Linked DNA regions of Homo sapiens: region 1 is linked to region 2. A link is a contact called in ENCODE Hi-C or POLR2A ChIA-PET data. All regions are on one chromosome and are shown on one strand. Each heading gives the region's core, a stretch centred on a gene start or an enhancer-like site at or near the end of the contact. The rest is flanking DNA. Distances are from core to core; before and after follow the strand shown. Region 1 has its middle 27 kb from the start of MIR4668. Region 2 overlaps UGCG (UDP-glucose ceramide glucosyltransferase).

Region 1 (3,416 bases), core at 896-3,395, 33 kb after region 2:
TCACTTAAAGCCAGGAGTTCAAGACCAGCCTGGCCAACAGGGTGAAACCCTGTCTCTACTAAAAATATAAAAATTAGCTGGATGTGGTGGCATATGCCTGTAATCCCAGCTACCTGGGAGGCTGAGTCAGGAAAATCACTTGAACCTGGTAGGTAGAGGTTGCAGTGAGCTGAGATTGTGCCACTGCACTCCAGCCTGAGCAACAGAGTGAGACTCAGTCTTAACAAAAAAAAAAAAAAGGAAGGAAGGAAGAAAAAGAAAGAAAGAAAGAGAGAAAGGAAGGAAGGAAGGAAAGAAGAAAAGAAAGGAAGAAAGGAAGAAAAAAGAAAGAAAGAAAGAAAGAAGAAAGAAAGAAAGAAAGAAAGAAAAGAAAGAAAGAAAGAAAGAAAGAAAATGATGTAGGTAGGTGATATCTCCCCAGTCAAACCTTCCCCTGATTTCTCCAATAAAACGACACAAATACCACCTCACTATATCCCTTACAGATTGCAGTTGAAGAACTCAAGCTATTCACCAACTGTTCTGCTTTCTGATGAATGAGTATGAGAGGATTATGACTGTGTAATATGAGATATTGGGCAAGAAGTGATTAAAAAGCAGTATCTCAAGTTACTCTTGCTGCAGAAGCATGTAACACTGTTGCCCAGGAAATACCAGAGCATTGTGCACATGGAGGAGTCATTTTCAGTTCCGATCTCAAGCAGGAAGGAACTCCTCCAGACAGAGGGGCTTTAAACCTCCTTTTCTTGGCCACCACATATATGAATACAGTCACTAGAGGAGAAAAATCCCAGCAGATTACATGCTCACAGCCCTCGGGTTGGAGATTCAGAGCATTCAGCCTCACTCAGCTATTCTCAGACTCAGCATCCAAACACTGCAGCTTCAGCTTGTGCAGAAAGATGATGCTGAGTAATAAGATCCTATAGAAACAGGCAGACATCCCAGTGCAGGGCATCCTGTGTGAGACCAGGAGACATGGGCTGCCCACAAACAATTAGACCCAACCTGCCCCACTGGTTTAGGGTAATCACTGGCATCATCTGAAGAGGAGCAGGAGTTGGAGATCAGAACCCACTGTGGGTTTTTTGTTTTTTTTTTTTGCTTTTTGAGACAGAATGTCACTCTTGTCGCTCAGGCTGGAGTGCAGTGTCACAATCTTGGCTCACTGTAACCTCTGCTTCCTGGGTTCAAGTGATTCTCCCACCTCAGCCTTCTAAGTAACTGGGATTACAGGCTCCTGCCATCATGCCAGGCTAATTTTTGTATTTTTAGTAGAAACGGGGTTTCACCATGTTGGCCAGGCTGGTCTCCAACTCCTTACCTCAGGTGATCCGCCCGCCTCAGCCTCCCAAAGTGCTGGGATTACAGACGTAAGCCACTGCTCCCGGCCTCACTGTGGGTTTTTTTTAACTAGTGTGTAGTACAGCCCTTTTTCAGTCACTTTCAGCATTTCATTATGATGTCTTTACAAAGTTTTGAGGTTGGTGAATTCCAAGACAATGTTAGAATCTTCTAGAAAAATAAAGATAAGTACCGCCTTTTACCAATTTCTTACCATTGTTTGTGCCACACATTACAACAGCTCTTCATTTAAGGTGGGGGAGGATACGATATTGAGTTGAAACATCATGGCAGTTTCTGTTTTATGTTGGACAAGCCTTCTGTGCATTGTCTTGTCTGTAGTGCCAATTTTTATGGTTCGATGGTGTATTTACAGACATGACAATAATGGTGGTGGTGGGATGGAACAGAATAATGTTGGGTTCTGGAGTGCCTGGATAGCAGGGAAATAATTCAGACAGAAAAATAGCAAGGCCAAAAATAAATTGTGCACTTGAGAGGCTGAAAGAGAATGAGATATGAATCCCTGACTGTAATTGTAGTTGTGTTCACTGTGAGGACAGGTGTTTGCCCTCTGATAATAAGTAGACTTTAATCCTAGGTGTGAGTGCTAGCCACTGTCAACAGGGGTGGCTCCAGATAAATCCAAAGTAATTGCCCAAGACACAACATCAGCCCACAACCAAATTCTCACACTGGAGAGTTACATGACTGGTGGATACAGCTCATTAGGTAATAGTCAAGGCACTGGTTCTTCCCAGTCAACAAACATCCTCTAAATGCTTCAGGAGCCAGCAAGGCAAGCTGTTCCAGCCATGGAGAGGTGTGGCTCTGGTGTGCGGTGACACACTGTGAACACCCAAGCTATGCAGTGCTGATTAGTTGGGTAATGGATGAATGAGTCAAAGATCACGCTTCCCAGTTTGTCAGCTGCTTGGTAGCTCCCAGGGACTGGCTCCAGTCTGTCACTGGCTCCATGCAAGCAAGCAATCCTGGGGCTGATTGTGAGCCACAGAGTCACTGTCAAGACCGGAGTTTCAGTGTAGTAGGTGGAGAGGAAGGATAAAGAACCATCTGACTCGCAACCTTCAGTCTAGAGAGGAGGATTCGGTCAGAGGCTACGTTTTCCTGAGCATCTTCCTTTTCTTCAGGGCATTGTGAATATGTGATGACAGCCCAAGGCAAGAAGCAAAGCAAGAGTCTGATCCCATGCACTAGGTATCCCAAGGCTAGAGGGGGAGGTCTTCAGCCTGAGTCATCAGCTCAGGCAATGTATGAAGTCTTGCCTATAAGACATGACCACCACTGTTGAGACTTGTCACATTGCCAATCAAAAGTTCTGGGATGGGGGGTTGGCAGGTGGCGAGCTTTCCTTCCAATCCCCAGTGTTCCAGGAAGAACAAAGGAATCATATACTCTCAGCTTTAAATCCTGGCTAAATTTCTCAATAATTGAATGACTACAGACAAAGAATTAATATGTGAGTCTCAATTTCTTATCTGTAAATATAATATCCACATTGTAGGGCTGTTCTGAATATTACATTAAATTAGATACATAAAGCTCCCAACACAGTAGCTAGTACAAGTAGAAGCTCCATAAATGACAATTTCTATCTCTGGGACTAGTGAATCTCAGAGTTAGAAAAATGTAAAAAGTCATCCAAGAAAACCTTCCTTCAATTAGCCGGGCATGGTGGCACGTGTCTGTAGTCCCAGCTACTCAGGAGGCTGAGGCAAGAGAATGGCTTGAACCTGGGAGACAGAGGTTGCAGTGAGCCAAGATTGCGTCACTGCACTCCAGCCTGTGCGACAGAGTGAGACTCTGTCTCAAAAAAAACAAACAAACAAGCAAACAAAAAAAACAAACAAAAAAAAAAAAATACAAACCCCAAACCAAACCAAACAAAAAACCCTCCTTCAGAATTTCTGTTGTCAGAATTTCCTATGCCACCTCTAAGACATGGGCCATTCAGCCTCTGTTTTGAATCCATCGAAGGCAAGAGGGATCTTCTTCAGCAGTTCTGAGGGTCTTGCCGAAATTGAGCTGAAACATAATTCTCAGGGGCTTCT
Region 2 (3,315 bases), core at 95-2,594:
TAACTTGCATTTTCGAACACTCATAATAGTTTCAGTGTTCTATAATATTTTCTTATATTCTAATTGCCTTAAGCTTCTCAACCCCAATACTGTTCACATTTTAGGCTTTGTTGTGGGAGCTGTCTTGTAGGATGTTTAGCAGCATGCCTGGTCTCTACCATGAGATGCCAGTAGTACCCCCTTCTCAGTAGTAAAAGCAAAAATATCTTCAGATGTTGCCGGATGTCCCCTGTGGGGCAGAATTGCCCCCAGTTGAGAAGCACTGACCTAGAATGAGTATTTAAGGTCCAAATACAACTTTTCTTTATACGGTAGATTTAGTTCTTAAAGACTTGGAGGAAATGAAAAATAAGGTCATGTAAAAATGATATGAGATGTTTGCTAAAGATTGGGCAATAATTTAAATTTTTTATTAGCTTAAAATGCAAATTAGAAAATGAACATAAATGTTGCACTCCTATGAGTTAATCAAGACCATTACAGATCTATCAGCTGGTCAGAGATGATGTTCATTCTTCATATTTGCTATCTTAAATTATTTACTATCATATGTTTTTCAGTGTACAGATCTCTGTTCAATATAATCACGTTCCATTCCTGTGTGGAAATCTGATACTCACAGAGAAAATAGTCTCATTTCCTATGGTTGGAGAGTAGAGAAGCCAGCACGAGAACTGAGGTCCTTTAGCCTCTGCTCCTGAGCCTTTTCCACTAGGACAGATTGTCCTTATTCCAAATTAGAAGTTCCAACAGGGGGTAACTTTTTCAAAGTATATTCTGCCTCTGGTACATAGTAGGTATATACTGGGCTAAAAAATGTATAAATTAGCTTTCGAGAATTAGGCCCTTTTGAAATTTTGTATTCTCCTCAGAAAGGTGGTTGAGATTCATTTTATTAGATCCATATGTTTAAAATAATGTATTTTATTAAGAATGTAATAACAATTCACAAAATATATTTTATATTAATGGGCATTCTACTAAAAACAAATTTTCTTTTCTCCCCCTCTCTGCCTTTTTTTTAAATTGTAGTAATTCCAGATACGCTTACTGACATGGTGAATCAAATGACAGAAAAAGTAGGCTTGGTTCACGGGCTGCCTTACGTAGCAGACAGACAGGGCTTTGCTGCCACCTTAGAGCAGGTGAGTATGGTGGTTATAAATCATGTTCATAGTATCAGACCCCTCATTTCCCAGAAGCTTGAGACTATGGGAGCTGGAATTAGGTATCTCAAGTTAACTGTATTAAGTCCATTTGGGAACCTGCTGTGTTCTAGAAGCCCTGAGTTGAGAGCAGCTGTTTTCATTAGTGAGGAAATTCTTGGGACCCTGACTGTACCCTGGCAGTGAACAGCTGTGCGCAGGAAATGCCTGCGGTCTTATTGCCAGCTGAACACAGTCTAACCTCTTGCCTTGTAGTATTCACTTCCTGTTCTAGAGTTCAGTTCTTTATATTGTTCTTTCAAACATTCGATCTGAAAAGAACCGCTGGCCCCCTCCCCCCAGCCTTTTTTTTTTTTTTTTTTTTTTTTTTTTTGCGACAGAGCCTTGCTCTGTTGCCCAGGCTGGAGTGCAGTGGCACGATCTCGGCTCACTGCAACCTCCACTTCCCAGGTTCAAACGATTCTTCTGCCTCAGCCTCCCAAGTAGCTGGGATTTCAGGTGTGCTACCACACCTGGCTAACTTTTGTATTTTTAGTAGAAATGGGGTTTCACCGTGTTGGCCAGGCCGGCCTCAAACTCCTGACCTCAAGTGATCTGCCTGCCTCAGCCTCCCAAAGTGCTGGGATTACGGGCATGAGCCACTGCGCCCAGCCCTCAAAAGAACCTTTTTAAAATACCACAAAGTATTTCAAATATACACAAAAGAAAATGTATTCATACAAGTCCTTATAAAACCTATTTGATGTCCTTTTAAAACATATTTCTAATAATTACCTGAGAAACTTATGTTTTCATTTTATTTTTTCTCCAACTTAGAAATAGTAACATCCATAGGAAACTATAAATAATGGAAAAGTATAAGATGCAAAAAAACAAAAACCAACAACCTAGAACCCTAACAATTACAGGAAGTTTATGGGGTTTTTTTGTTTTTTTTGTTTTGTTTTTTTTTTAGATGGAGTCTCGCTCTGTCGCCCAGGCTGGAGTGCAGTGGCGCGATCTCGGCTCACTGCAAGCTCCGCCTCCCGGGTTCACGCCATTCTCCTGCCTCAGCCTCCTGAGTAGCTGGGACTACAGGTGCCCGCCACCATGCCTGGCTAATTTTTTGTATTTTTGATAGAGACAGGTTTTCACCGTGTTAGCCAGGATGGTCTCGATCTCCTGACCTCGTGATCCACCCTCCTCTGCCTCCCAAAGTGCTGGGATTACAGGCGTGAGCCACCACGCCCGGCAGGAAGTTTCTGGTTTTAAAAATAAACATTGTATCATTTGGACACTTTGGAGTCTTTATTTCCCCCACCACCCCCTTCTGGGCCCTTTAGAAAACATTGTTGAGATAGTATTCTAAAAATAATCTGTATCTTATTTTTGTGACTTTGTAAGCTTTTCCCATATCATTAATAGCTTTTCATAAAAGTAATTTTTATTGGCTGTATCATAGGCCATCGTATGTGTGTCCTATGCTTGAGTTAATCATTCCTGTACTGTTAAACATTTGGGAGGAAAAATTTGTTGTAATGTTATAAGGACAGATATGTGATTTCAGTCTTTAAATATGTCAACTTGCTCTTAAGCATATCTGCATTTATATTCTTTTGAATTGCAGTCTTATGATTGCCACATATCTGAAGGGGTAAAGGTACATTGTGGGAACTTGCATCTGGCCTTTGGCAGTTTGAACCATGAGCTCTTTCTTAATATTGGCTGTAAATATATTTGTCCTACTGCAAGAAATTGTTAGTCTTAAATACCAGAATTTTTGTTTAGAAAAAGAAACTGAGTAGCCACTTTAAAATAAAATACAATGTGTTCTAGTATACCAAATTGTATTTTTGTCTTAGAAATATCCAAATTGATACAGATGTCAATAACATCTCTGTGATGTGTATGTCAATAAACATCTCCCAGAATACACCCATTGCCTTAGTGTAGGTTTAATCTCTGGAAGTCACTCTGCCATACTTAGAATTAATCATTCTCAACTGTAAAGAGCACATTCAGCTCAGTGACTAACATCTCATTCCTAAGACCTCAATAACTACTAAGGAATTAAGATATGTGCCTCTGTTCTTAGAAGTCAGGTTCAGTTCAGTCCCACAAACACTAGGGCTTCACTGGAGTCTGGGTTCAGGGTAGGTAGCAAGAATCA

The links. A loop is a pair of places that touch in the nucleus more often than their neighbours do. ChIA-PET counts read pairs that join two places held with the same protein, here RNA polymerase II (POLR2A). Pooled maps may share reads with other maps.
Region 1: a map of endothelial cell of umbilical vein shows a loop between it and region 2 (6-fold over the local background). The contact joins two enhancer-like sites. A Hi-C loop is called at or near these places in 5 of 168 maps with a recorded cell type or tissue (A673, cardiac septum, endothelial cell of umbilical vein and 2 more), 16 of 37 single-sample maps with no recorded cell type and 17 of 50 pooled maps. POLR2A ChIA-PET finds 5 or more read pairs at or near these places in 14 of 52 experiments (AG04450, BJ, GM10248 and 10 more).

Annotation. Positions count from the first base shown.
Region 1 is chr9:111,957,591-111,961,006 of GRCh38, forward strand. No RefSeq gene overlaps it. Among named protein-coding and RNA genes, the nearest start is that of MIR4668, 27 kb to the left of the region's middle. Within about 2 kb of position 2,146, at least 13 of the 41 ENCODE cell types and tissues checked have a DNase peak (open chromatin) inside an H3K27ac peak, as active enhancers do; they include endothelial cell of umbilical vein, where a contact is called at or near this core.
Region 2 is chr9:111,925,352-111,928,666 of GRCh38, forward strand. UGCG (UDP-glucose ceramide glucosyltransferase) reads left to right here. Exons shown (of 9, transcript NM_003358.3): 5 at 1,033-1,145. Among named protein-coding and RNA genes, the nearest start is that of MIR4668, 5.1 kb to the right of the region's middle. RefSeq lists a silencer at 1,287-1,446. Within about 2 kb of position 1,345, at least 17 of the 41 ENCODE cell types and tissues checked have a DNase peak (open chromatin) inside an H3K27ac peak, as active enhancers do; they include endothelial cell of umbilical vein, where a contact is called at or near this core.